4 separate regions of the Homo sapiens genome follow, and regions 1, 2 and 4 are each linked to region 3. The links are chromatin loops, found by intact Hi-C in ENCODE. Cell type or tissue: mammary epithelial cell. All regions are shown on one strand.

Region 1 (8,000 bases), 340 kb after region 3:
CCACCCAAAAAATACAGAATTGAAACTTTAGTATCACCAAACTAGCTCTTTTGCTTCTCAATAATATGCCATGCCCAGCATCTCTAGTACCTGATCTGCCATTTTATCTGCTATCTGATTCCATGACTCACCTCTTGCTCCTTCTACCACTGCATGGTGGTATCCACAGTGGAGCACACTGGTTTCAGAACACTAGAAGTACAGCTTTAGGAGCAGAAGATTCCTAGTCTACAGGCAGTATAGGGAGAAAACGAGAATTCTGTACTCTCCAGTGTAGTAATTAATTCAGTCAAGGATCATCAACGGATGCTAAAACCTTGAACTCAAAGTATTGCTCCACAGATAGCTTATCAATTAAAAAGTAGAAAGTTTACCTTTACAATGAAGAAGTCTGGCAGTAACTATCCTAATCAAGTGACTAAACTCAGTATCACCGACAATGGAGCAACCTGTCATTCACCTGTGTACTCTTTCTGCCAGAAATACTTTAACCTAAATCTAACTATGAGAAAACAATTAAACAAATACAAAATTTGGAACACTTTTTATTACAAGTGACCTAGACTCTTCAGAAAAAAATAATAGCATGAAAAGCAAAAAAAAAAAAAAAAAAAGAGTGGGAAACTATTCTGTAAAAAGAGATGAAAGATCTCAAACTCAAATGCTATACATAATCCTAGACTGGTTGCTACAAAGAAAAACAATACAGCTATAAGTGACATTTGGTGACAGTTATGGAAATTTAAATATAGAGGTTATATTAGGTGATGGTTTGGATTATTATTATTAGTTTTTTTAGGTACGAAAAGATGTGTTTTTTTAGGTACGAAAAGATGTGTTTTTTAGGAGAATATCCTTAATCATTTTGTAAGCAAATTTCAACTTTAATTTTAGATTCAGGGAGTATGTGTGCAGGTTTGTTACATGGGTAAATTGTGTGATGCTGAGGTTTGGGGTACAATTCACCCCATCACTCAGGTAGTAAGTAGTTAAGTTTTCAAACTTCCACCCCCGGAGTAGTCCCCAGTGTCCATTGTTGCCATCTTTATGTCCATGTGGACCCAATGTTTAGCTCGCACTTATAAATGAGAATAGGCTTTCTCATTTATGGTTTTCTGTTTCTGCATGAATTTGTTTAGGATAATGGCCTGTAGCTGCATCCATATTGCTATAAAGGACATGATTTAGTTATTTTTGTGGTTGCATAGTATTCCATGGTATGTGTGGGTATACATATATGGCATATATACATATATACGTGTGTGTGTATGTGTGTGTGTGTGTATATATATGTACATATATATATGTAATATTTTCTGGCTGGGTGTGGTGGCTCATGCCTGTAATCCCAGCACTTTGGGAGCCAAGGTGGGCAAATCACGACGTAAGGAGTTCGAGACCAGCCTGGCCAACATGGTGAAATCCCATCTCTACTAAAAATACAAAAAATTAGCTGGGTGTGGTGACGGGCATCTGTAATCCTAGCTACTTGGGAGGCTGAGGCAGGAGAATCTCTTGAACCCAGGAGGCAGAGGTTGCAGTGAGCCAAGATTGTGCCACTGCACTCCAGCCCGGGTAACAGTACGAGGCTTCATCTTGAAAATATATATATATATATATATACACACACACACACATATTCATATATACACACACATACATACGTATTTCTATATACATATATACATATATACGTATTTATATATACATATATATACATATATATATACACATATACGTATTTATATATACATATATATACATATATATATACACACACACACACACACACATAGTGTTTTATCCAGTCCACCACTGATGGGCACCTAGGTTGATTCTATGACTTTGCTATTATAAATAGTGCTATGATAAACATACAACTCCATGTGTATTTTTGGTAGAACAATTTATTTTCTTTTGGATATATACCCAGTAATAGGATTGCTGGGTCAAGTGGTAGTTCTTTTTTAAGTTCTTTGAGAAATCTCCAAACTCCTTTCTACAGTGGCTGAACTAATTTACATTCCCACCAACAGTGTATAAGTGTTCTCTTTTCTCTGCAGCCTCACTGGCATCTATTGTTTTTTGACTTTTTAATAATAGCCATTCTGACTAGTGTGAGATGATATCTCATTGTGGTTTTGGTTTACATTTCTTCTGATTAATGATGTGGAGCACTTTTTCATGTTTGTTGACCAATTGTGTGTCTTCTTTTGGGAAGCGTCCATTCTGTCTTTTGACCCCTTTTTAATGTGGTTATTTGTTTTTGGCTTACTGAGTTATTTAAATTTCTTATAGATACTAGATATTAGACCTTTGTTGGATGCAGAGTTTGCAAATATTTTCTCTCATTCTGTGAGTTGTCTGTTTACTCTGTTTATAGTTTTTATTTTGTTTTTGTTTTGCTGTACAGAAACTCTTTAGTTTAATTAGGTCTCATTTGTCCATTTTTGTTTATGCTGCAATTGCTTAATCATAAATTTTTTCCCAAGGTCAGTGGCCAGAATAGTGTTTCCTATGTTTTCTTCTAGGATTCTAATAGTTTGAGGTCTTACATTTAAAGCTTTAATCAACCTTGAATTAATTTTTGTATATGGTGAAAGGTAGGTATCCAGTTTTATTCCTTTGCATATTGCTAGCTAGCTATCCCAGCACCATTTATTGAATAGGAAGTCCTTTCCTCATTGCTTATTTTGGACAGTTTTGTCCAAGATCAGATGGTTGTAGGTGTGTGACTTTATTTATGGGTTCTCTAGAATGCTCTTATTCTTAAGGGATGCAGGTTAAACATACTTGGATGTGACAGAATTCCTGCAATTTACTTTTTAAAAAGTCACTAAAAAACTCCCGTGTGTGTTTGTGTGTATGTGTATGTGTGTGTTTGTAAGGACATAAATCAAATGTGGCACAATAATCAGTTAGTGAAATAGGTTAAAAGTATGCTGTGTTCATTGTACTGTACTATTCTAACATTTTTGTAAGTTTTTAAATGATCAGTGAAAGTTGGGTGGCAGGGAATATTGAGAAATTGTTGGCATTGAAGTCAGAGAACCTGGAAGTTGAATTCATGTTTTTATCTTGGGCAAGCCACTCCCGACTTCCGAGTATGAAAGGGATAACCTCACTGACCTATTCCTTAAGACTGCTGTGAGGATAACAATCTAGGCCCAGGGGTATTTGTAAACTAAAAATCACTGCAGGGTTCTCAATCTGGAGTCCAAGGACAGAAGACAGATTCCATGAACTTGGATGGGAATCTCACTACCCTCTAACTGCAATTTAACATTTCCTTCAATTACACACATTAGCATAAGTTAACATGTCATCTATTTGTTCATAGTAACAGCTCAATATTGTTAGCTGTTATGATTACAGTTAATTTTCTTAAGTTGCACAAGTGACAGTCATGAAAAACATGAGTCAGCAACAGAGCTCTTACAATCTTACATCCTCTTTTTTCTTCCACATCTAAAGGACACGCCTACTCTGAGCCAATACTATGTGAAAGATACTATACCGTTGACTCATATTTTCCATGGCCCTCACTTGTGCAACTTAAAAAACCAAATTGTAATAACAGAGTTTACTCAATGTGTTCAAAACTGAACTCCTGATCTTCCCCCTAAAAAAACTGCTCACTCAAAGCCTCTCCCATGATGTCATTCCAACAGTCCAGGTGCTCAAGTCAAAAACTTTAGAGTCATCCTTGACTTTTCTTTTTTCCACCCTACCTCTAATCCTTTAGGAAATTCTGTTGGCGCTACCTTTAAAATATGTAAAAATCTGACCATTTCCCACCACGAATACTGCTACTGCTCTAGTCCAAGCCACCACCATCTTTCACCCAAAGACTAATACAACAGCCTCCTAAGCAGGTACCCTGCTTCTTCACTTGAGTCTATTCTCTCTGTAAATAATTATCCTTTTAAAATATGTCACATCATCCGTTCTCCTTTTTAAAACTTTGCAATGGTTCCCATTTCTCTCAGAGTAGAAACCAAAGTCCTTCCAACGATCTCAAGAACCCATATGATCTGACTTCCCTTTACCACTGTAACCTCAACTCCTACCTATCTCTCTCTGCCCCCACCCTGTCCCAGCCACACTGGCCTCCTTGACATCCCTAGAACGTGCCAGGCATGCTCCTACCTAAGGATTTTTGCACTGGATGTTCTCACTGCTTTGGAACCCAGATATTTATGTAGCTAATTCCATCATCTCCATGTCTTTGATCAAAGAGTAAGAGGCCTACTCTGACAATTCTTTTTAAAACAGCAACTAACCTAGAGATGCCTAATCCCCCTACCTTTCCTCTAGCACTTATGACCTTCTAATGTATAAATAATATAATATGTAGTGTCTATTGCCCCGTGCTAGATTATGAGCTCCATAGAGGGCAAAGGTCTTTTTTTGTTTCCTCATGTTTTTTTAAATTATTTATTCATTTATCTATTTTGTTATTGTTTTGTTTTCAATTTTTATTGTGCTTAAATATACATAATATAAGATATACTATCTTAACTATTTTTAATGTACAGTTCAATGGTATTAAGAACAGTTATGGCTGGGTGCGGTGGCTCATGCCTGTAATCCTAGCACTTTGGGAGGCCGAGGTAGGAGGATCACTTGAGGTCAGGAGATTGAAACCAGCCTGCTAACATGGTGAAACCCCATCTCTACTAAAAATACAAAAAAAAAAAAAAAAAGAGCCAGGTGTGGTGGCAGGTGCCTGTAATCACAGCTACTCAGGAGGCTAGGGTACAAGAATCGCTTGAACCCAGGAGGCAGAGGTTGCAGTGAGCCGAGATCGAGATCACGCCACTGCACTCCAGCCTGGGCAACAGAGTGAGACTCCATCTCAAAAACAAAACAAACAAAAAAAAGCCAACAGTTATATTGTTGTGCAACCACCATCACCATCCATCTCCAGAACTCTTTATCTTATAAAACTGAAACTCTAGAGTCATTAACAAATAACTCCCCATTGCCATTCACTCATATTTTATTATTATAGCACCTAGAAGTGTTTATTACATAGGTGCTTAACAAATTTTTGATGACTAAATGAATGAATGCCTCTTGTAAAACTTCAAATATCATCTCCTTAGGGAAAAATCCCAAATTTATAATATAAGTACATAGATTTTATCCCAGATTCTCTGTTTTATATAAATTATTCCCATCTCTATACTGTTTGAAGCATTAGCTATGCCTCTTGCACATGTGTAATCTCCGGTATCATTAACATGTAATCTTAGACGTAGCAAATGTTTACTATTAGACACTGAGGACCACTAGAGAGGGAGGGGGATAAATTTTGAAAAACTAACTATTGGGAACTATGTACAGTACCTAGATGATGGGATCAATCATACCTCAAACCTCAGCATCATGCAATATACCCATGTAATAAACCTGCGCATAAACACCCTGAATTTAAAATAAAAGTTGAAATTATTTTTAAAAAGTCCAACAAGAGAACAAATGACCGAAGCCCAGAGCCATGAATGTTGGGTCTCCCCTTACCTCCTAAACCAATCCCTCATGTTTTAGCTCCTCCTCTGTGGTCCCAAGTTGGCCAGTATGTGTTAAAGCCAAGAGGCTCTGAATAGGAAGGGCATAGGTGGCATTTTAGAAAATGCATAGAACTATGTTTTCAATAGTATAAAAAACTAGTTTTTTTTAAAAGTTTTAATTTATGCATAGTAATTATGCATAAATTTTAATTGATGCATACTAATTATGCATAAATTTTAATTGATGCATACTAATTATATATATTTATGGGATACAATGTAATATTTTGATTGCACATGTATGCATTGTGTAATGACCAAATCAGGGTAATTAACATGGCCATCACTTTTAACATTTATCACTTCTTTGTGATAAGAATGTTCAAAAACCTCTCTTTTAGCTATTTTATTGTCATCTCCAGTCTAGTATGCAAAAGAACATGAGAACTTATTCCTCCTATCTAACTGTAAATGTGTACACGTTGACCATCACTCTCATCATCTCTCTCTCCTTCCTACCCTCCCCATCCTCTGGTAACTACTATTCTCCTCTCCACTTCAACGAGAACAACTTTTTAGATTTCAAAAATGAATGAGAGTATGTGGTGTTTGTCTTTCTGTGCCTGGCTTATTTCACTTAACATATTGCCCTCCAGGTTTCTCCATGTTGCTGTAAGTGACAGCATTTCATTCTTTTAAAAATATAACACTTCACGAATTTGCATGTCATCCATACTAATCTTCTCTGTACTATTCCAATTTTAGTATATGTGCTGCTGAAGTGAGCATGATAAAAACAAAGGTTTACCATGAAATATTAATGGCTTTATTTTAAGTGCCTTGAGGGCCAGTGAAAGAGAAAAGATGAGAAGAAGGAGAATCTAATCACTATACTCATACTGGAAACTTGGGGTAAAACAGCAAGTTTCTAAGAGTTCCAGCTGCTCAAGAACCTGCTAGTGCTCTTTTTTTTTTTTTCAGGGGAGGGGGGCACATTATTACAATACAGGGATATCAGCTTTGGGCAGCATCAGAAGGCAGCTTCACATAACTCTTCATGAAGGGTAGTGGCCAAATCTTTCGGCCAGCCCAGCACCCCTTGTGGTGCTGTAGCCCACTGGAAGGCCTCTTGCCCAGCCAACGGTTGTGACCTGCCCTGCCAGTGACCTGTTTGTTATGATCAGTGTTGGATACTCAGCCTACTGTTGCTATGCATGTTTCCAGCACCTGCATCTGCCTCTTAGAGGGCAGCTGGATAACGGTTGTGCCATTCACCTTCCACAGTAGCACACTACACGTCCCTGCAGCTTGGATATACTGGGCACCCCGGCCTGGCTCAATTTCCATGTTGTTGATGAGGGTTCCCACAGGCAGAGCCCCAAGTGGATGTGCATCCCCTTCCTGAGCAGCAACTGCCATTTGGCCTATGTGGTTGGAGTTCAGGATTGTATCTCCAGCCTGCAAGTTTTCTGTGGTGATGATCCAGTGTTTCTGGCTACCCCCAGCAACCAGAGCTATGTCTGCTGACCTACAGGGATCACGGTGGACTTGGATAACCTTCTCCTCAAAGGGTCCTGACTTGGTCTCCTCCTCAGGCCAGAAACACAAAAGTCAATCATGCAATAATGTTGCTTGTGGCCCCTGTCAATACCGTGCACCCAGATCTGGCCTGTGTGGTCTTCACCCCCAGACTTCCTCATCTTCACTGGTTTAATTGTGTACTTGGTATGACTCTTTCAAGGCACAAAGTTGGCACTAAGGGCCATAGAAGTAAGGATTTGGTGGCAGGGGAGCAACATCAAGGCAGAGGGCCATTGGAAGAGGGCATTGTTCATCACCTGGGAGGCAGGGAACAGACTCGGGACAGAAGTGGCAACGGTCGGGGGTGCCAGGCTCAGAGAGTGCAGAGTGCAGGTCAGTGCCCACAGGGCCATCAGGATAGCCAGGGCTCATCACACTCCTGCTAGTGTTCTTGAGAGAAATATTGAGATGGAAAACCTATGAAACCACAATGAATACCCTTCCACCAAAAAGAAAAGGGAAGATGACCTTTTCTTTAGATCCCACCTGAAGTAGGAGAAGGTCAAGATACGTAGAATCCTATTGATACCTATTATTAGTAGGGAAGAAGAAACCATTTAGGGAGACATATGATTGTGTCACTCAAATTCACTTCTACCCATCCTTTAGGAAAGGCTCCAGATTCTTTGGCAGAATGCCTGTAAGCTAAGAGACAGGCTAACAGAGGGATCCTAAAACAGAGCTGTGAGCAGTGGTGAGGAGGAAACCCCTCCACACCTCTCTGAGAACAGCAGTGGTAGCAGCTGCGGTGAGAGGATGGTGGATAGACTGAAGCCAGTTGAGCAGGGGGAGGAGAGTGGAGAGTGACAGTGCAGCAAGAGCAGATCTTTTAACAGCTAAGTAGAGAGAGCATGAGCAAGGGGACATGGAAAGGCTCAGAGGTCCAGGGGCTTAAATAGTCTG
Region 2 (8,000 bases), 200 kb after region 3:
ATTCCAACTAAATGATAAAACCCAGTGAAATGGGTGCCATAGTACACTTCACCTTTAGGCCATCTCTGTGACAGTCATGCAGGCCAAGTAAAATTATTGAATCCATTTGAAATGGTAGGAAAGCAATTCAAATGGTTACTTTTATTTTTTGAGACAGGGTCTTCCTCTGTCACCCAGGCTGGAGTGCTGTGGCATAATCATGACTCACTGCAGCCTCGACCGCAGAGGCTCAAGCTATTCTCCCACCTCAGCCTCTCAGTCGCTGGGACAACAGGTGTGAGCCACCACTCCCAGCGTTTTTTTTTGTTTTTGTTTTTTTTTTTTTGGAGGGATGAGGTCTTGCTGTGTTGCCCAGGATGGTTTTAAACTGCTAGACTCAAAAGTGCTGGGATTACAGGCACAACGCACCTTGCCTGGGCCCCAGATGGTTACTTTTAAAGTAAACAGCTAGTAGCAAGTCGAGTTACCAGCTAGCTAATTAAATGATTTTAACCATTATTTTCAAAACTTGTAAAATAAATATAGCCTTTTCCAGCTGAAAAAAAAAACCTTCCAACAACCCTGTGAAATTAGAGACCCAAAGAAATTGTCTAGAATAAGTGACACACTTGCAATATTTAATGCAAGTTCAGTGACTTTATCTCTACATCCTTTTATCTCTATAGAGACACAAGTGATTATATCAGTGCAGATTATTTTAGCAGCTTAGTAAAGGAGAGAACATTTTTCGTTTGAAAACATTGCCTAGCTTTTATTATATGTCTCTCCTAACATTTTGTTACCTAGTAAAATATTTGGAGAATGTATCTCAATATTAATACATTTAAAAGTGAGGCTATTTTGTTTCATCTCTTATGTTGGGGTTTAAATGACTTGGTGTCAAAGAAATCTCTTGTGTTATTACATCCTGTTTTCATCAGCTGTAATGTCCTAAGCATGTTCACACTAAGGTGTGCTCCTGAAAGTTGCTGGAAATTTTTGAAAAATTGAATCATATTACAAAATACTCTAAAAATGTTTGGTATGAAAAAGAGACTGAAGATGACTCATTTTATAAAGCAATATGTCTATTTTTTGCTAGGAGTTCTGCAAGACTGGCCCAGAAAGACTGATAGCAAACTGGGAATTACCAAGGGTGCTGTCAGAAACAGATGAAATGCAGGGCATGGCATTAAGTAAGCAGGAAGGAAAAAAAAAGGTCAGATAGGCCAATATTGATTCACTGTGAAGCCTAGAGAATGGAATTCATATAGGAAAACAAATTAGGAAAAGAAAGAGTTCAGTAAGAAGATGAAATATTTAGTCTCCCATTTATTCACTGAGTATTTATTGAGATCATAGAATGTGCTGGGCAGTGGGCAGTCTACTAGCTGTAGAGATACAGCTGTGAACAAGAGAAACACAAGTCCTGTCTTCATGGACATTACTGTCTCATCTAGTGTTGCTCAGACTTGCAGAATGTAAGTCTCATTCGTATGGACAAAAAACAAGTTCTCCCAGAGAACTAGTGCTAACCTAAATTAATTGTGTTACAATGATAAATAAAAATATATTAGCATACAACTAAATATTAATACATTATATATCCAGCTCTTATATGGTTGTGTTAGTCTGGTTTCACACTGCTATAAAGAACTGCCTGAGACTGGGTAATTTATAGAGGAAAGAGATTTAATTGACTCACAGTTCAGCATGACTGGGGAGGCCTCAAGAAACTTACAATCATAGCAGAAGGCAAAGGGGAAACAAGGCACCTTCTTCACAGGGTGGCAGGAAGATAGAAGTGCTGAGCAAAGGGAGAAGAGCCACTTATGAAACCATCAGATCCCGTGAGAACTCACTCACTATCCTGAGAACAGCATGGGGGAAACCGCCTCCATGATCCAATTACCTCCACCTGGTCTCTCCCTTGACATGCATGGATTATGGGGATTATAATTCAACTTGATATTTGGGCAGGGACACAAAGCCTAACCATATCAACAGTTATAAAAAGGTATCAGAATTATAAAACAAATACACAATTTCAACACCAGTAAAACTCAAATTAGCCTCATTAATTAAGTATAATAGATGATATTTTGTTGAAAACAGTATTAACTCACAACATACTCCATTGCCCTAACAAATTGTGCTATCACCAGCACATCTTTTTAATATATCTATAAATCTATAAATCTTCATTTATGTGGCACAATGTGACATAACATTTTCACTTGACACATATACACTATTTACTTGTGTTCACCTCTGTTCCAGTCTTATTAACCCATGACAATTAAAGGGCCATGATTTAGTGCCAACATAATTGAGAATATATATATTTTTACATTGTAACTATATATAATGACAACGCAAAATTTAGCTAAACTTGTCTAAACTTGCAGATAGTTGATAGATGCCCCCATCCATGGCCAAATAAATCTGTTCACCCCTTTTGCAAGGAGATATAGGATGAGAGGCCTGATTAAAAGACTATTGCTCTGGTGAGGATGCAGACTCTAAATATATAAGTTATTATAGGGGTGCTTGGCTTTACTCAGAGACAGTGTTATGAGGGCAGAGCAGAGGGATCTCCAGCCCAGCCCTTTAGGATACCTCTTTGAAGAAGTAACATTTAAACAGACTTGAGGAAAGAATTGGTTTTAACCAAGAAAAGAGTACAGGAGAATATGAGGGCTAAATTTTTCAACATGTTAACACTAGAGTATCTGTGCACCACTTCAGATCAGCCACTGACCTTGTGGGACTGAGTGTTAAATATTTTGCATTTATCCAGTAACTTGAAGAATCTTCATCTATGAAATAAGGGCTATCATACCAACCTTATAGCATTCCTGGGGTCATTCAATGAGTTACAGTATGTTGGTACTAGGCACAAGGTCTGGTGTGAAGTAAGTAACTTTACTGGAATTGCAACAATGGTGGTGATGTTAGGATGATTCTAAGTAACCTAATCAGAATCATATGTTGCTAAGACTGATGGTATATTTGTTAACTATAAAAGCAAAATTTTATCTGTGCCTAGGGCCAACTTTCTTATCCTCTCCATGGATGAGAAGAAGAAACTGGACTCTACTATTTTTGTTTATTATACACATCCCAGAATACTCTTATGCAGCATTTGAGAGGGAAAAGCAGAATACTTTTGGCCCCTCAGAGGACAAATAACTTCAAAGATTTATACTATAACTTTTGTAGGGCAATATACTTTTTAGTCTATATAAAACAATTGTCCTCTCTTCCCTGCACATTTAAAGGAGCTACTAAGGAACTCTAACATAGCATGGCCTCTGCCCTGCAGACATTTGTGCCTTTTAGCAAAAGATCAATAGTCTTTTGCCCTCAAAGAAATCCCTTCTCTCTGAGCATCAAGAAACAGAGTTGAAGTTCATACTCTCTGAACCCCCAGTAGTAAACCCTCATTTCCTGCCCACACTCATGAAGCCCTACCTTATTTTGGTTCATAAAGGATGGTTCAAGGACACTATGCCCAAGCTCTTCCCCACACCCAATAATCTGGGTCCAGAGTGAGAACAAGAGTTGCTTCCATATTTCTAATGTCAGTAACCACAGACATCTGATTTTCTAATGGTTTCTTATAGACTAGAAGTCAACAGTCCATCCAGCCATGAAAATAAACTCTGACTTATAAGTTCAAGACGAAAATAAAAGAAGTATACAGAGTCACAAATAGATTAAATTTCAGATACAGAAAAACTCCAATAATAACAAGGATGGGATTCTGTTTAGAATTTGAATACATAATTTATAGGCCAGTTGTCCCAAAGGCTCCCCTTTGTGGCACACAGCACATATTCTAGCAGAAAGTGGACACCTAAAATCAATTGTTGGTACAATCAGTCCTTTCATTTTGCTATTGATTTCTTGGCATAAAATGACTCACTAAAGGTCACTTGGCTAGCTAGCCTCTAATCTAGGTCTGCATTGTTGGCCTCTCAATTCTTTTTTTTTTTTTTATGCTTTAAGTTCTAGGGTACATGTGCACAACGTGCAGGTTAGTTACATATGTATACATGTGCCATGTTGGTGTGCTGCACCCAGTAACTTGTCATTTAACATTAGGTATATCTCCAAATGCTATCCCTCCCCCCTCCCTCACCCCACAACAGGCCCCGGTGTGTGATGTTCCCCTTCCTGTGTCCATGTGTTCTCATTGTTCAATTCCCACCTATGAGTGAGAACAGGCGGTGTTTGGTTTTTTGTCCTTGCAATAGTTTGCTGAGAATGATGGTTTCCAGCTTCATCCATGTCCCTACAAAGGACATGAACTCATCATTTTTTATGGCTGCATAGTATTCCATGGTGTATATGTGCCACATTTTCTTAATCCAGTCTATCATTGTTGGACATTTGGGTTGGTTCCAAGTCTTTGCTATGGCCTCTCGATTCTTAATCCAGTGATCTTTCTGGTACTTATTAGTGCTTCCTCTTTTTTCCACAGGTTTTATTGAAAAACACATACACACATTTAAAATTCTCCCACCACTTGTACCAGTTTGCCCCCAAGAATCTTTCCAAGGTTCCCTTCCCAAACCTGACCTATCAGTCTTTCTGTAGCCATCCCTTTATGCAAATTACATTCTTGCTCTCTGCCTGCTTCCCTTGAACTGACACTTAACACTTCCCTTTATTACCTGTCCTTTCTTTACCTAATACTTTAGCACCAGAACTCTTGGCTTAATGCCCTACACCAAATGACAGTACCCTGGAGATCTGGCCTTTTACCCTTCCTTCTTTGGAGCTAAACAACAACCTTACCAGCTTTCCAACCAGTTTCTTCTCTTGGAACCTGATAACTACTCTGCCATAAAATAAACAGAGAACTGAGGACCCATAAAATTCAACACCAGCCTGAATGGTTCTAGTCATATTATTGACCTTTTACCTAATGCCTGCCTCCCAAGGTTAACTCTGCTAATTTTCACCAGGGTTGAGGCTATGTCTGTTATCTCCTGACCTTGACTCTATCCTGACTCCTGCTAATTCCTTAGCAATGTTTCGTCTCCAGAAGGGACGTGGCAGTCAAAGGAACCCAAAAGCAACTGGCACCTGACCCAGGCTATTGGCAAATGCATTTTCTACTGGCCCATCAAACTGGTGAGCAACAGAATCATCTTGAGAGGAGAGTGAGGTGGCATTCACAAATATGGATGTGAGTAATGAGAGCTTGTCAGGCCTTATGCTTCTAAAAAACAGATTTTTGTGACAGAATTAGATAAAGTTTTATTTCAAACTTGCATAACTCAGCATTATGCTATGTAAATCTTCATGCTTTTAATTTTCTGCTAAATTTCATGGTCCAAAAAAATCAACAGATGCTGAAGAAAATTATATTTATGTAAAAAAGCTTCTAATTCAATATGAAAATAATAAAAGAATGAAGGCTTACTCATGCAACTCAAAAAATCTCGGCAGAATTTTGAAGTCCAAGAGCTTCCCCTAGGGGGTACTGGCATGTTACAGTGACCAGATAGTATTGATGCCACCTTTTCCCACAAATATACACCCCTCTTCCCCAATACCAATCACAGTCTTCACAACATTTGACTTCACCTCTTCTCCAGTGATTTAAGTGTGGTGCTTTTGCTGCCACAGCCCCAACTTTTATTTTTATACACTCAAAATAATTACATTTAGAGAAAAGAGGTTTCAAAAGCACAGATATCCCCAAGCCAGACATTTTACAAATAAGTGCCACTGGGCTCAAAGCAAACTTTAAGAGAGTGTTAATGTCTCTATGTGTTTTGATCAGTGTAACAAGCCACTCTAAAACTTAGTAGCATAGAAAACCCACAATGATTGTTTTGTCTGTAAAGATATGTGGGTTAACTAGGCTTAGCGAGGCAGTTCTTCTGCTTCATGTCCTCTTGGCTAGGGCTAGCAACAGAATCAGCCTGGCCACTCCTCCAGAGGCCAGACTGAGCTAGAATCCAAGATGGCACACACATGTTGTTGGAAGTTCAGCTGGTAATGTTGACTGAAACACCTCCATTCTCCTTCCAGCGGACTTTCCATGTTACTTGAGATTCACACAGGGTTCCAAGAGTTAACATTACACAACATCACTTCTACTACATGCTGTTGCCAAAATATGTCACAGTATCAAGGGAAGGGAAAAAGACTCCACCTCTTCACGATCCATCACGCTATCCAAATATATCTATCCATATATATGGAAGAAAAACAAATCAAAGATTTTATTGTTGAGGCAGTCATCTCATTGCGTATGAAGTACCTTCCCTTGGTTGACTCAATCCCAAAAGAGACCCAAGAAGCTGACTCACTGCTTTTGAATTTTCTTCAAGGCAGGAACAGAGTGAGAATTTCTCAAATTACCCATATTGGAATCTAACTTCGAGGGGGCCTAGGGAATCTTGAGGCTATTTAAAAATCAAGGGTCATGTAGGCTTGAAAATTCCTGTGATTTATAACCCTGCTTGGGATTTACCTTGAACTCTATAAATGTAAAAACAGCCCAAATAATACTCCAACAGATTCTGCCAAATGAAAGCATAGTGGGCCACCTAGGTATAATTGTTAGGAGGGAGAGGACTACAGTGGTTCTGCCTACCAAAGGGTTAAATTTAAAAATTTTTAAATCGATACTCATTTGCATTGTGTTCCAGCTCTATTAAAACACAGGACTAGAGGTTGGGCATGGTGGTTGGCTCATGTTGACAATCCCAGCATTTTGAGAGGTCAAGGCAGGAGGATCACTTGGGCAACATAGCGAGACCTCCATCTCTACAAAAAAAAAATTTTTTTTAAATAGCTGGGCAAGGTGGTGCATGACTGTAGTACTAATTAATTAGGAGGCTGAGGTAGGAGGATTGTTTGAGCCCAGGAGTTCAAGGCTGCTGTAATTCATGTTTGTGCCACTGCACTCCAGCCTGGGCAATAGAGTGAGACTCTCTCTCATCATATATATAATCATATATATATATATACATATATATATGAATTTTTTCTCTCTAGTCCTATATGTAACATATTATAATACGTATACTTATATATATAAGTATAAATATAGATATAAATATATATTATAATATATACTTACATATATAAGTATAAATATATAATATATTATAATATATATCTAGGACTAGAGAGAACAAGATGATGAACTCAGTTCCCATGAAAGAACTCAAGGTTTGCATTTACCATACCCCGAAGCCAGACTGGTCATTTCGTAAACTTGCATCTTGATTTACCAATGGATCTGGAAGAAAGGAGACAGGTCAGTGCTCCTCCATTCTTGACATTGAGAACACATAAACCAGCAGGTCTTCTCTTGAATATTGAACTTCTTTCTACTTCTCTTTATCTCAATCTCCTTCCCCCATTAAAAGTCAGGAAGAAAACTAATATTTATTTAGTTCTTACTGTGTGTCACCCACTGTACTAGCTTTTTTTTTCAATTTTCTTCTTTGTTAAACCAATATCATGTAATTTAATTATTACCATTTGGAGTTTTGCACACCATAGGTATTTAATAAAAAGTTCTCATTTGACTTGCTAAGTTATGTGGCTGGTAATCAATCACGGCATCAGCAGTGTTTCACCCCATGAAAAAATCTCACATATTTTTGAGGACAACCTCCTTTGGTTCTCAAGTACAGAAGCTGAGTATCCTTGCCAGGCACAAAAATATATTATTTTTTGGCTCATATCAGCTCAGATATGATATTAAATTTGCAAAACATGGTAATGAAATCCTGAAGAAATAGAAGACATTTTCATAATTGTACTTTAACCTATGTAAGATATCTTATTACTGAATATTCGTACAAAATGCCATTTGACCATGAGCTGGAGACGTTGCTTATTGCAAGCATTTTACAAGCTAATTTTGGATGAATGTACTACTTTAGCAAATTTGCACTTCTCAAAAATAGGAATTTCATCTAGAATGGAATGGCAATTTTCCCTCAGGACATGAATGATCATTCTCATTTTGTTAAAATATTTCAATA
Region 3 (8,000 bases):
GACATTACTATGATTGTCCTCTTTCCCTTCCTTGTTCTTTCCACGTAGAAAGCTACCATTTATTCACCACCCCACCCCACCCCCGCCACTGCCATTCAATGAGGGCTTTGACACATAGTTTAGAGGCTTCCTTTCTACTTCAAGGACTGGAACAATGATAGATGATTTTCTCATCCTCCATGATGATCCATTTCCAAGCTCTAAATCTGCAGGGGGTGAATTTACCTTAAGATTCAAGAGCATCCATTCCCCTCATATATGCCCTGTCCAAGGCCTTAGGAACTACTCTTGTCATTTGCACTTAAAATTTATATTTTGTTTTTAATGATGTCCCTCTCCTATTAATAAAAGCTTCAGACTTCACAAAATCTGAACCTATATCTGCTCTTTGCAGTGATCTTCTGCATCTCAGCCCCATTCTCCAGTGGACACTCTGGAAATTCACAGCAGCCTAACCTATCCCTGCACTGAAAGCACCTTACCCTGAACATAACACTCTAATCTTTGCAGATTTCTTTCCAGCATTCCTGAGGAATTAGTTTTTTGGCTACAACATTTTGATCTTTGTAAATTGTTAACTTTTTAAAAAATTATAGAAACTATGTGATTATACATTTTAAACCACAGTTAATCCAAAACTCAATTATTCTCATATGTAAAATGTGCCCAACACATTTGAAAACCTTGCATTGAAGTTCCTAGCTAAGCCAAGGCACAAACCAAGCGGTCCTTATGAAACATAGATCATCAACTTCAAACTTCTCTATTTTATGTCAGGACTTTCCTTACTATTTTGATATTCAGCAGAGATACTCACAATGAAATTATTTTCAAGAGTTCTCTAACCCCCAAAACATACCTAATTTCACCAATTACTAAGAGCTTTACTTCAGAGAAATAAAAATATAATATAAATGTCTTTATCTGTGTTCTTACTTTAGGCCCCAAACTAATATTTCAGTGCCTTAACCTTCAAAAATCTAAATTAAAATGTTACTGGGTGAAATCAAAGATGATGATATTAATGAGCTCCAATGATCTGTGTGGAGTGTTATTTTTTCTATTGTTCTGTAATAATGTAAAAGTTAAGAGGGACTACACTGTAAGTGTAGCAGAATTCAGACTGCTAGATTTTAATCCCTGACCTACCCATTACCAGCTGTGAGACCATGGCCAATCTCTCCTTGCTTCAGTTTTCCCATCTGTAAAGGAGGGAAACTGCAGTATCTACACAATAGGGTTGTTTTGAGGGTTAAATAAGTTAAAATGTGGAATAGTAAGCACTCAGTAAACGTTAGCTATTGTTATTACCAAATAACACTTCAAATAAGCAGGCCATCTGTTGGAGATTAGAAATATTTCATCATACTAAAAATTTGTCTAGGTTTTTAGTATGATCATATTTTTATATAAGGTTTTACCTTCAAAGTAGACTAGACCAGGATTCACTTCTGAAACAAAAAGTTATCTGAGAAGGACTTTACAATCTTGATCTACAAACTTTAGTAATAATCTAAGGAATGAGTTTCAGATAAATTGTCTTTCAATTATGCATGTACATGTAAGATATAAACCAGAAACTTCAAAGACTAAGGGCATATACAAGACTCTGGTTCTTACCTTGGAAGAATATTCTTGGGAGGAGTAATTCCCTGTTCGAATGTCTATTAAATACAACACAGTGATATAATTAGACTATAAAATAATAGTAATAATAACAAATGCACACTTTCATTAGCTTACAATCTGGTAAGAGAGAACAACTAAATATACCTTTATAATACTGTGAAAACTACTATGATAGATTAATATATAGGGTTTTAGAGTACTTAAGCTTAAGGGTTCACTCAATTGTAAATAGCTCATCCTCTACAAGACCATGCTGGCCATATTAAACAGTTTAGCCATTTGTCTTTATATAAATATATATATTAAATATTTTTATATATAATATATATTTTATATATAACACATATTTTATATATAATATATATTTTACCTAAAATATATAGTTTATATATTATATATTTTACCTATAATATATATTTTATATAATATATATTATACCTATAATATATATTTTATATATTATATACTTTATATATAATATATTATGTACTTTATATATAATATATCTTATAAAATATACAATATATTATATATAATATATATTATATAATATATTATATATATTATATATAATATATAAAATACATACTATATAATATATATTTTATATATAATACATATAATATATAAGATATATATTTTATATATATAATATATATCTTATATAATATTAAACAGTTTAGCCATTTGTCTTTATATATAATATATATAAATTATATATATTATATATATAAATGTATATATTTATATATATAAATTATATATATTAATGTATATATTTATATATATAAATTATATATATTATATGTAAATGTATATCTTTATATATAAATTATATATTATATATAAATGTATACATATATATTACATATAATTTATATATAATATATAAATTATATATATATTTCTATATATAATTTATATATATCATTTCTATATATAATTTATATATATAATATATATTATTTAAATTATATTATATATAACAATATATATAATAATATAATATATATAAATTATATAATATATATAAATATATAAAATAATATATACAAATTATATATTTTATATATATAATTATATATATACAAATTAATATATAAATTATATATATTTATATATAATTTTTATATATATTTATATACAAATATATATAATTATATATATATTTAATATACATAAATATATATAAATTATATATATATTTAATATAATTATATAAATTATATACATAATTTATAAATATATATAAATTAGATATATCTAATTTATATAAATATATGAATTATATATATCTAATTTATATATATGAATTATATATATCTAATTTATATATATGAAGTATATATATAATTTATATAAATATGTATATTATATATATAATTTACATAAACATGTAAATTATATATAATTTACATAAACATGTAAATTATATATATAATTTACATAAACATGTAAATTATATATATAATTTACATAAACATGTAAATTATATATATAATTTACATAAATATGTAAATTATATATATATAATTTCTATAAATATATAAATTATATATATAAAAAGACAAATGGCTAAACTGTTTAATATTATATGTATTAAATATTATATACATATATTATATACATATTATATATAAAATTTATATTTATATTATATATAATATAAATATATATTATATATACATATTATATATGTTATGTATTATATATAACATGCATATATAATATATAATTATATATATAAGATTATATTACATATTATATAAATAATTATATACAATTATATATTTATATAATTGTATATAATATAAATATATATTATAAATATATATTTATATTATATATTAATATTATATATTTATATTATATATTAATATTATATATATTATATATGATATATAATATTTATTATATATCATATATAATATATAATCTATCATCTATCATATATCATATATATGATATATATCATATATAACATATATGATATATAATATAATATATGTTATATATAATATATTTATATATAAAGACAAATGGCTAAACAGTTTAATATTTTATATATAATATATACTATATATTATATATTTATATAGTTTTTATATATTATATACAACATATATAATATATAATGTATATTTTATATATTATATACAACATATATAACATATAATATATATTTTATATATAATATATATTTAAAGACAAACGGCTAAACTGTTTATTATATATAATTGTAATATATATTATATAATAATTATATATTTTTATATATTACATATATTATTATATAATAATTATATATTTTTATATATTATATATATTATTATATCATGTATAAATTATAATATATATATTTTTGAAACAGGGTCTCACGCTGTTGCCCAGGCTAGAGTGTGCTGGTGCCTTCCCAGCTCACTGCAGCCTTGACTTCCTGGGCTCAGGCAGTCCTCCCACCTATGCCTCCTGAGTAACTGAGAGCACAGGCCATTTTCATAATTACCTTCATTTTAGACTTAGGTTACTAGTCAGCTTAATTTATGCCATCACTACGTGAAGCCATGAAAATGTGTTATATTCTATTCTATTCCTCAGATGAAATTTTGGTGTCAAAAATGTTGACATTACGCATTCATTTGCTCCTTTAAAGAGGTTAAATACAAAGCCATTCTCTTTTACTTAATACAGGTACATATCCTAGAGTCTCCTTAGACAGGAAATAATTAAGCCCACTTGTCATCCTTACCAAATTAGTGCCCAGGAAAAGAAGAAATCCCAGGAGAGGATTAGTGCGAATTTAAATCAGATATACAGCTAATCCAGCACCCAAGCTAGGGTTTGCATTTCAATCAATCAAAGCACAGGGACTTGCATTTTGACACCAAATGCAGAAAGTCAGAGAGCTATGGTTAGGTCTTGGAAGGCTGCTGATATGGAAATGTCTCCTGTGAGTCATTCCACTCTGTGGTTTAAAGAAATTGAGGACTTTTCCCAAGGTGCTAAAGGATGTGGAAGTCATTCTCCCACCCACTGGGTGTGGGTGCAATCACCGATGCATCACTGGGTGTGGCTGGGTTATGATGCAACATAAAGTCCTAGCAGTGCAGTTGCTTGGAGTGGGCAAAATTCAGCCTCACTTCAGGATAACAGCATTCAGTAGTGGCTTTCTCCACCTCCCAAGAGCAGAAATAAAAGAGATTGTTAAAACGCAGAAAGCGGGAATGAACAATTTTCTCCCCCTTTTGTTTAAGGAGGGGTCTAGAAGACAGATGTAAGTGAAATGAATTATAAGTCTCAACCTCCTTCACTCTTATCTGGAGTGAATAGACTGCTTTGTCATACAGCTGCCTAAGGCTAATCCTCCACACTCCCACAATCTTCTCAGTCTACTGCCTGAGTACCTTTGAAGCCAGGATTTAAAATCCTATAAATAGAAACAGGATTACTGGTTGCAGACTGCTGAAAAACTTTAAATGCTTCCTGGAAAGTGCAAGGAAGGATGTACAATGGCATGAGAAGAGGTGAATGGGGAGGAGAAATGTAAATTTTTAAGAGAAATAGTAAACTCTAACTTAACACAGTATTTCAATAAATCTGACTTTTCTTTTTGTGACCCTAAGAGATTTTTTTGATTTTCATAATTAGAAATTGCATCCAGGCAAGGCGTAGTGGCTCACGCTTGTAATCTCAGCACTTTGGGAAGCCAAGTTGGGAGGATTGCTTGAGGCCAGCAGTTTAAGACCAGCCTGGACAACAGAGTGAGGCCCTGTCTCTATGAAAAAAAAAAAAAAAACACGACATATTTTAGTTAGCTAGGTATGGTGACACGCACATCAAGTTACAGTTACTCAGGAAGCTGAGGTGGGTAGATCACTGGAGCCCAGGAGTTTGAGGCTGCAGTACGCTATGATTTTACCACTGCACTCCAGCCTGGGTGACAGGGTGAGACTGCTTGTCAAAAGAAAGGAAAGAAAGGGAAGGGTGGGGGGGGGAGAGAGAGAGAGAGAGGGAGAGAGAGAGAGAGGAAGAAAGAGAAAGAAAGAAATTAAAAGGAAGGAAGAGAAAGAAAGAAAGAAAGAAAGAAAGAAAGAAAGAAAGAAAGAAAGAAAGAAAGAAAGAAAGAAAGAAAGAAAAGAAAGAAAGGGAAGGAAGGAAGGAAGAGAAAGAAAGGAAGGAAGGAAGGAAGGAAGGAAGGAAGGAAGGAAGGGAAAAGAAAAAAAAAGAAAACAAAAAGAAAGAGAGGAAAAGAGAAGAGAAAAGAGGCCGGGTGCAGTGGCTCACGCCTGTAATCCCAGCACTTTGGGAGGCCGAGGCAGGTGGATCATGTGGTCAGGAGATCGAGACCATCCTGGCTAACACGATGAAACCCCGTCTCTACTAAAAATACCAAAAATTAACCGGGCGTGGGGGCAGGCACCTGTAGTCCCAGCTACTGGGGAGGCTGAGGCAGGAGAATGGCATGAACCTGGGAGGTGTAGTTTGCAGTGAGTGGAGATCCCACGACTGCACTGCAGCCTGGGCAACAGAGAGAGACTCCATCCCAAAAAAATAAAAATAAAAATAAAAGAGAGAGAGACAGAAAGAAAAGAAATTGCATCCAGTTACCTTGAGTTTTTACTTAGAAAATGTCCAATTGTCTTCCACCTATTGAAATTCACCTCTTCTATAATCCCCACATCACTGCTAAGGCTGGCTTAAGATATCCATCCACAAGAAATAGGAACACTTTTACGCTGTTGGTGGGAGTGTAAATTAGTTCCACCATTGTGAAAGACACTGCGGCAATTCCTTAAGGATCTAGAACCAGAAATACCCTTTGACCCAGCAATCCCATTACTGGGTATATACCCAAAGGATTATAAATCATTCTACCATAAAGACACATGCACACATATATTTATCAGAGCACTATTTACAATACCAAAGACTTGGAACCAACCCAAATGCCCATCAATGATAGACTGGATAAAGAAAATGTGGCACATACACACCATAGAATACTATGCAGCTGTAAAAAAGAATGGGTTCATGTCCTTTGCAGGGACATGGATTAAGCTGGAAACCATCGTTCTCAGCGAACTAACACAGGAACAGAAAATCATACACCACATGTTCTCACTCATAAGTGGGAGCTGACCAGTGAGAATACATGGACACAGAGATGGGAACATCACACACCGGGGCCTGTCAGGGGTTGAGGGGCAAGGGGAGGGGGAGCTTTAGTACAAATACCTAATGCATGTGGGGCTTAAAACCTAGATGACGGGTTGATAAGTGCAGCAAACCACCATGGCACACATATGCCCATGTAACAAACCTGTATGTTCTGCACGTGTATCCCAGAACTTAAAGTAAAATTTAAAAACAAAAGATATCCATCCACAAATTCTACTAGCTCATTCTTGCCTGGGTCCTCTTGTCGGCAGCGCTAGTCTGTCTGCAGATGCACCATAGATAGGGGTACCATTGCCTTAGAGTCAGGGTCCAGCAAAGTACCATCTCCTGTACAGGTCTCAGGCAGACATGTTGGTTGAACAACTAAGCCTTATATACACTTTTTATAAATCAAGGCCCTCTAGGTGAGCACAGAGTAAGGGCTAATAATTACATTTGAGAATTGATTTGGAATTGATAATGAATAAGACTTTTATGGGTACCTGAGGTCTCAGCCTGTTCACAAATATTAATTTTCATACGTTTTCCATTACTTTAGGATGGTACTGCCTCATCCTGATGAATTCACGTGTGACCGTATTATTTTTTTGGGCTAAGAAATGGATGTTAAGTGTCATTTTCAAGCAGAAGCTTGAAGAGATCATGGTGCGCCTTGCCACATGCGCTTTTGCCTCTCCCATACTAAGCAGCAGCATTCTGGATCATGGCTGAATCAGCAAGGACGGAAAACAATGATGTAAGGACAGAGAGCACAGTGAACTATCTGTGGAAAGCAAGAAACCATTTCAGTTTTAAGTGAACAATATCTGAGGGTTGTATGTTTGCAGCATAACCTAACCTCTCTCAAGGAGTACATACCATAAAATGCTTCTTGGGTTCACTAAGTTGTTGAGTATCATGGTCTTCCCTTTTTTTTTTCTGTTTTCTTATGTCCTGCAACTGTGTAAGTCTTCCACTTTTAAACACATCTTTTAAGGAGGCTGGCTGTCATTGAATGTCTTCAGAGCAATTTTATACATCTTAAAATCAGTCAAGGGAAATGAAAGTTAAGTCTAAATCTAATGAAATCCCGGCAGAGCACGAATAGAACTCAAAGCTCCACCTGTCCTCTAGCTTCTATTGGATAAATATTTTCATAGGAAAAAGGTTTGCAGACAAAGCTAAGCACATTCTTCACTCCAATTTTTCACTAG
Region 4 (8,000 bases), 70 kb after region 3:
ATTCCCCAGTCAAGGAGGCACTTCTATAATTTGGGGAAATTTTTAGGAGGGCACAAGAAAAGCACTGTAACATTCAGAATGTCAGTGTCTGAACTGATAACAATGCTATGAGAAGGGTCCCAGCTCTTTGTAAACACAGTTTCAGTTAAGATCACAGAGAAGATTTTTCCACAGATGGATAATTCCAAGGATATAGTCAAAATCAGTAGCAAAATAAGATTTGATTTCTAGGGATTCACTGCAGAGCTAAATGTGTTGGAATAATTTGGAAAGTAAATGATACTGCATTTTTAAAAGATATCATCATTATTTCAAATCTTCTTCTCATTTTTCCAAATGGTGGTATTTTATTTCAGGTGCTCATCTTTTGGCTTCCTTTCTTAAATCTGAAAACTAAGTTCCCCATTTCCATGCGCACCATTTCCTCAGCCCACTTTAAAGGAAAGTCAAACTGTTTTCTAGAACCTTACTTGTTAGGCTGGATTTTTTATAAAATTTTCTTAAAATATTTAAAAAGATTTGCTAGACAGAAAAAAAATAGCCCCTCAAATATATATTCCATTTCTAATCCTCAGAACCTGTGACTATCACTTTATATGAAAAAAGAGTGAGCATTACCTTATATAGCAGAAGACCTGATTAGGAATGTTGAACAGGAGCATTATCCTGTATTATCTGGGTTGGTCCTAAATGCAATCACATGGACTCTTATAAGAGAGAAGCAGGCCGGGAGCGGTGGCTCATGCCTGTAATCTCAGCACTTTGGGTGGCCGAGGCGGGTGGATCATGAGGTCAGGAGATCGAGGCCTTCCTGGCTAACACGGTGAAACCCCATCTCTACTAAAAATACAAAAAAATAGCCGGTCGTGGTGGCGGGCTCCTGTAGTCCCAGCTACTCGGGAGGCTGAGGCAAGAGAATGGCGTGAACCTGGGAGGCGAAGCTTGCAATGAGCCGAGATCACGCCACTGCACTCCAGCCTGGGTGACACAGCGAGACTCTGTCTCAAAAAAAAAAAAAAAGAGAAGCAGAGGGAGATTAGACACAGACACTCAGAGGAGAAGACTATGAAGACAGAGCAGGGAGCGGTGCAGCCACAAACAAAGAAATGCCAACCACCACCAGAGGAAGAAGTAGAGGATTCTCCCCCTCCCCACTCTGGAGGTAGACAACACCTCAATTTTAGACTTCTGGCCTCTCAAACTGTGAGAGAGTAAAATTATTCTTTAAACCACTAGATTTATGGTAATTTGTTACAGCAGCCACAGAAAACTAATACAATAGGTAAAAACACAAGAAACAAAGGAAACAAAAAGACGTAATTAAAAAAAAAGTCCCCCTCCAGAAAAAAATAAATATATCTTTTTCTATTGATAACTATCATTTACCAAGCACCTGCTGGATAGGTGCCAGAGAAGGATTTACATGCTTTATACACATAATCCTAATAATCCTAATGCTTACCAAAACCCAGCAATGTAAATGTGATTATCCCCATTTTGCAGATGAGAAAAATTGACTGGCCCAAGGCCACATACAGTAAGTAAACAGAATTCCTCAGATTCAACCCAGACGCATTCGACTCTAAACTTTCCACTGTTCCGGCAACACTCTGCTGCATCCCATACTTCTCTTTTTAGCCTCCCCTTTCTGTCCCTGTCAGCCCTCTCTCCATCCAATTGCAGAGCATACTTGCAACTGTTTATTTTGCTATTAACCAGCTGCAAATATTTCCTTCCAAATGCCCGGGAGCCAACCAATTGCATTCCTGGCATTTGTAGGAAACACAAATCATAAAAATAAACCATTAGGCAATATGCCTCAAATACCATGGCCTGTAATCTTTTTTTTGAATCTCTTGAATTCCTATATCCGGGCCCTATGCTATCTAGACAGGTTGCTTGCTCCTCTACACCACACCAACCCCGATTTACCCCAGATCAGACACATTTCCAGCAACTCCCTGGCTTCCAGGGCTACAACCTTGTTTGGATAAAAACCGAATTTGAGATTACCAACAAGATCTTATCCATCCTGCTAAGCTCCCTCTTTCTCCCAGTCTCATCTACTCCCCCGTATCCTTTCCACTGGTTCATCCATCCCTGATCCACTATAATTTAGGCCTCAATGTGTTTTCCCAGGGCAAGAAATCACTAATAAAATCTCATTCTCTCCGAGACTTACACATGTATATATATATATATATATATATATATACACAAACCATGGCTTTAGCAGGTATTTATTTCTTGAGGCACAAAAAGACAGCTGAACAAAAATAAAAACATAAATTTCTATATTGTTAGAATAACCTAGGACAAAAACCCCTCTTTCTCCTAATGGTGGGAAAGGAATACTGCTCCTCTCCATCCTCACCCAGCTGCCTTTCTCCTTTCTGCTAGAAGAGATCTAAATTCTCAGGGCTTATGTATCATCCTGGCTTAGGGGCAGGAGCTTCTGGTCTGAGAGTCCTCCTCTGGCCTGGCCTGTGTAGTTCAGCCTCCAGGTCTTAGGTTTTAGCCCAGGAGACAGATGGTAATAGGGCTTTGTCTCCAGACTCAAGCATCCATCAAGCTTTGCTCAAAAAGCTCAGTTGTCTTGCTGCTCTGCTCCCCTTCAGCCCTTGCTAAAACTGCTGATCCTCTGAGACCCTCTAGCCTGGATCTTGACCATTGAGGCCTCACCTCCCAATCACCCCACTAACCCCTGGCAGACAGACATCTCACAGTTTTCAATTATAGTTTAAATCCCCTCAGGCACAATGTTTCAGGTTTCCTAGATGCATCCAGGGAGGAAGGGGTTTGAGGGTGAGGCAGAGGAAGGGGTGACTCAGACCCTTCTGTGTGAAGTAGCACATCACCATCTCCATCTACTAAGGCAGCCCCACATGGATATAGAGTCTGGGAGGTGTCTCCTTCTGGAATTCCAAACAAGAAGCAGAGCAGCATGCCAGTCCCTCCTTTTTTTAGAACCCTTCACCCCTCTGGGGGACTTAATCTCCCGCTCCAGGCTTCAATTGCAGGGCGACAAGGAGGAGGACCCTCTCTAGCATCCACACTCAGGCTTTTCATTGAAAATCCTCCCAGAGCTCCTCCCTTAATTAAGCCTAGCAAGAATTCAAAAGTCCTCTTCATGAGGAAAGGAAAGCTGCCCCAAAGGCGTGGTGAATCCTCCATATTCTCTGGTTCAGGGTAGAAACTCAGCACCTCCACCTACTTGGCTTTGCTCTTGGTTTCTCATATGAAGTTTTTAAATTTCAATGAAACATTTTTTCTTCCAAGTGCCTCCTAAAAGTATATTGGCTTTTAGAGTATTCTGTGTCTGTGGTGGTGGACTTCAAAAAAGGAGACAAAACTTGAGGCCAAGTGAGAACTACTTTGTCCATGTGGTTGTATCTGCATTTATTCAAAAGCAGTAAATGTATTGCTCCAGTGCATGGAGGAACCAGGCATATAATTAGAAATTACTAGCAATGAAAGATGCAGCATTGAGTTTTTTACAGGCACTATTTTGCAACATTATGCAAACACCATAATCTAGGTTTATACTATGGTTTACAATTTTATATATTATTATTGTAATGGTGCGATTTAGCAATATCTTTGAAAAATAGTGCTTACTTTTGTTTAGTTTTGAAATCAAAACTGCACATTTATTTGCTCATTTTTATTTCAAAATTGAACAATTTAAAGTAGTTTACACATTTAAAATCTGATGTGATATGGCATATCAGGACTAGTAACACTGCTCACAAAAAGCATGTGTATTTTGCAGATTACTCTATTATTTTTACATTTTGTCACATTTTATTGTTGAAATGTTATAATAACAATACTTGAGAATGAAATTTTAGAGTTACTCTTGGCTCCATCATCCTATGAGGCTAAGAGGATATGCTATAAATTACTAAACTAATTCCATCTTATTGGATATTAACTTTTTTTTAATTATACATAGTTTTGGATAATGATGCAATAAATAACTTTGCATGCACATATTTTCTTTATTACGTTACTTACTTGAGATCAAATGCCAAGATTTCAATTACTAAGTCAAAGGGCAGAGTTGGCACTAATCAATGTCTTCACAAAGCACAAAGGTTACCTCAATGCCTTTCCTTGCTAAACTCAGTGCCCTTTAATGCTACCTATGAGTTTTTTATGAAGCTAAGATTACTGCAATAAAACAAGTTTTTATAAAAGTCTTTACTTCTTTCATGGTAAAGTGACCTTTTTATGTTTACACAATATATCATAAAACAACCTCAGAAGTTCAATAGATCTAAACTCAGTAACCTATAATGTTATCTGCAATAATTTTTTTCTGACTGTTTCAGGGTTCAGGTGAACTTATGGACACATAATACAAGTCAAAGTGCAATATGAGACATGTTTCGCATGTGGCTTCACATGCAGATAAGGCATTAGTATGAAAATAAGTACACCTTAAAGTAGGTAGCAAATTATAAAATGAGGTTGCTTTTATAATTTATTATATTGAGCTTGTAGCATTATGGTCAATATTAGACCTGAACAACCAAGGAAATCACTGATAGAGAGAGGGGGCGGGGGGGGCTTCAAATAGAAAGACTTCTTAGAAATTTTAAACCTTGCTCTTTATATCAAGGCTTTCGTAGAACTTTAAGAATGTTTTTAAGCTTACCTTCATTATGCAAAATGATTTTCATGTATATCTGAATCTATTGAAAAGAAGTAAAAACCAATGTCACAATGTCATTAACACTGTTATTTCAGAAATATATTTATTGGTTCCTAGTAGTCTATGAAGAACAAAGCAGATCAAACTAGCAAGTTACTAAATTGCTACAATTACTACAGATACTATCCATTTCAGTAGCTAAGAGGCATGTAGATATACTAAACAATATGAAGGAGGTATTTTATGCCCAGTGGAATGAATTCTAGGAAATTGAGCTCAAGAAAACCGAATTAATATCAGAGTTCTACTACCAAGCATGAGACCTTTCCTCTCCCTGCCCTCTAGTTTGGACGTCTACAACATAAGGGACAGGGCTGTGCAAGACCTTTCCAAGCCTTGTAATATTATCATTCCACAGCAAGGGCAGCAGCAGCAGCACTACTCCAGCATGAAGGGATTCAATGACAGTAACCAATGTAACACGTAATTGTCACGTAATTATAATGCAAACCTCTTCACAGTTAACCAAATGAGCAGTATACACAAACGTCCTTTTACCCCTCTCTTAAAGTATGATCAGTGGCAGGTGTAGCTAAATATTCACAGCATAAAAATCTGTATCATGTTTTTATACTTAGTGACCAGCGAATTATTGGATGGCATTACTACCTAGCCCAATCATTACTTTATGACCCTCCAGCAATATTTTTTTCTTTCTTTCTAAGTCTGCTTGCTAGGGAGAGGAATTTTTTTTTAACAAATCCCAGGAATGGAACTCTGAAGACAAAAATTAAATTAAATTAAAAGTTGATTGCAAAATCATAAAATCACATCATTTGCTTTCCTCACCCTTTTTGTTTCATTTCGGATTCTGCCTCCTTTGTGAAGCCTTTTCTGATGTTCCCAAGTCAGAAGTGAGATCTCTCCCCCTCCACCCCCACACCTCTCTTCTGTAATTCTACCTTCTTCAAGGACTTTATCATAACTTCAAAGCACATAGCTCTCTCTCTCTCTTTTTTGGTAACAGTGGGTAAATACTTGTCCTAATGTCTCCTACGAGATTTTAAGCTCTTTCTGAGGATAATTTTTTTCTTTTATTATCCACATATTGCTCACAATACATAGTATCTTAACAGTATTATGTTACTTGTTGACTTGAATCAATGATAATTTAATTAATTAGCTCCACATTATTTTACTTCCTATAACAGTATTTATATGATTGAGGCTGACATCAAGCCACCCTGATAGGTCTAAGTGGTGTGATTATGCAGGAGCCTACAATAAAACCATAGTTTTTTTTTCTTCTTTTATTCTCATGGAACATCTGGACAACATGAGCTGTGGTTTTGAAGTCATGGGAACCATGAAAACACTTGTGCCGATTCACAAAGATGATCCCATGATGGACCTCTCAAAAAGAGTTTATATTCCTAGTACTCCTTACAGATTGTCCCCTTGCAGAAGCACAGGAATAGCAGGTTCTATATAGCTCTACCAGGTTGGAGAAGTGCATATGCCCTAATCTGCTGCTCTCACAACAACAGTTTTGTCTACCCTGAATTTTAGGGTCTACTCTTTTTAGGCCTCTCTGCCCTGTGATATCTGGATGAGCAGGGACCTTGGAGGCACTATTCTCATGAAGAATAGCCCCCAAAAGACCTCAAGGACTACAGGTAGCTTAAAGATAAAATCAGGGCCACTAGTTTCTAATCATAACACCTCTTATAGGAATGTATTATCCTTACATAAGTCAGCACAAGTCAAAGTCATAAAGCATTTTAAGTCATTAAAATTATACTTTGCCTTTAGCTATAGTGTTAGACAAGACTGGATTAAGATATTTTGCTTAAATAACTCTAATAAAGTCATTGATTTAAAATATCCAATTTTTGTTTTGCAGATAAAAGCATATAAGTAGCCAATAAGAACAAAATAACATTTACTATCAAATATAAAATATCATGTTCAAAAATGCTTTCAAAACTCTATGGCTTTACATAAATAATAACTCACCCTGCAGAATTTTGTATGTGTTTTGCACTTAAAGAGTTAATCTATGGTTTTATAAAATCTCTTTTAATCCACTTCAGTTATATTTTAAGTATCACTTTCAACAAGTCAAATAAAAACAAACTCTGACAAACTTGTCTGCCACACTTTACCCAAAAATTAAGCCAGTAAAAGTTTTCAGATTGTTTGAAAACTATTAAACCTACTGTGCATACTTCCCGAGTTGTGAGTTGAGAAAATGCTAGGAAAGTTAGTGCCATATGGTCCATGTACTAATGGAGTTAAAATACAGATAAAACCAAAGTCCTTTGCCATGTATTTGTTGCCAAGTAGCTTGATGAATCTATGTTCTATTGTTCAACTTGATCACATTAGGGGCCATGCTTCTTACTTCTTTTGAATCTTAAAAGCAAAACGAAGTTATCTATAAAGGTTAGATAATGTTGGTTAAATGAAAGAACATAATATAGCTCAGAAAATAGAAAGAAAATCTAATTAAGACTAAGCCACAAAATACTTATAAATATTGAGAAATGTCTCTGATACCTATCTATACCTATATAAATTCTCTTAACCTTCAAAATTCAGCTCAAGCTTACATCTTCTACACATCCCTCCTGACTTCCTCTCTCCAAATTCCTACAACACATAAACTCTCGAAACTATACAACTTAGAAAAATTAGACAAGTGTGATATTAATTGTTCTTCCTTGCTCTGTCTTGTCCTGTCTCCACCTCCAACAGAGATTGTAACTCTCTTGAAGGGAAGCAGTGATTCTTCTGTGTGTCCTCCAAAGTGACTAGTAGTGTACTTAGCACAGAGTGGGTATTCAATTGAATTCAATGAATTACAAAGATGATGTATAACTTAAGATTCCTAAGGAGAGCTCTCATTTTGGTAAAATGCACTCCCTATTATCTCAGTTATTGATATTTTTCAATATTGAAAAAGCATATGCTCAAGGGATACCTATATATTTGCAGTAGATACTAGTAGAATACTCACGTGACTTTAATGACTACCTAAGGTCTATGCCACCTAAGATGCATCATGACACAAACATAAGGGGTGGGAGAGAGATATAATTATAATCTTCAGGTGTTTAGATGCATTTTCTTGTGTGCAGCTGCTATTATCTCTACTTATCATTGATGTGTCATTTTATATTCTGGCAGCAATGATTATTCCTAATTATATATGGGAAAATAAATTGTAATATGTATTTAATACAAACACTCTGTCATTTGGGTAGTTATGTCAAACGGTTAATCATGTTTAAAACTAACAGGAGGACAGATTAGGGGGCAAAAATATGTTATGAAAAGACAA

Evidence for each region. Peaks named below come from ENCODE experiments on the same cell type or tissue, not always from the same donor. Only the 100,000 strongest peaks of a DNase experiment are listed, where the experiment ranks them.
Region 1: a loop joins it to region 3, with 7 times the contacts of the local background. A loop is called at or near these places in 5 of 110 quality-filtered maps.
Region 2: it touches region 3 in a loop (4-fold over the local background); 3 of 110 quality-filtered maps call a loop at or near these places.
Region 4: a loop joins it to region 3, with 4 times the contacts of the local background. A loop is called at or near these places in 6 of 110 quality-filtered maps.

What each region holds. Positions count from the first base shown.
Region 1 is chr12:89,752,364-89,760,363 of GRCh38, reverse strand. All of the region lies in intron 2 of LOC107984543 (a long non-coding RNA gene), which reads right to left. It also overlaps the pseudogene MRPL2P1 and the pseudogene RNU6-148P. Among named protein-coding and RNA genes, the nearest start is that of ATP2B1-AS1, 47 kb to the right of the region's middle. In mammary epithelial cell, no CTCF peak of the experiment used is centred here; a DNase peak (open chromatin) is centred at 3,513; H3K27ac peaks cover 2,399 bases.
Region 2 is chr12:89,887,540-89,895,539 of GRCh38, reverse strand. No RefSeq gene overlaps it. Among named protein-coding and RNA genes, the nearest start is that of LINC02399, 56 kb to the left of the region's middle. In mammary epithelial cell, no CTCF peak of the experiment used is centred here; no DNase peak of the experiment used is centred here.
Region 3 is chr12:90,088,100-90,096,099 of GRCh38, reverse strand. The region is part of intron 10 of LOC105369890 (a long non-coding RNA gene); the gene reads right to left. Among named protein-coding and RNA genes, the nearest start is that of LINC02399, 140 kb to the right of the region's middle. RefSeq lists an enhancer at 4,419-5,021. In mammary epithelial cell, no CTCF peak of the experiment used is centred here; DNase peaks (open chromatin) are centred at 4,659 and 4,969; H3K27ac peaks cover 1,649 bases.
Region 4 is chr12:90,018,217-90,026,216 of GRCh38, reverse strand. LOC105369890 (a long non-coding RNA gene) reads right to left here. Exons shown (of 13, transcript XR_001749246.2): 8 at 4,661-4,697. Among named protein-coding and RNA genes, the nearest start is that of LINC02399, 75 kb to the right of the region's middle. In mammary epithelial cell, no CTCF peak of the experiment used is centred here; no DNase peak of the experiment used is centred here.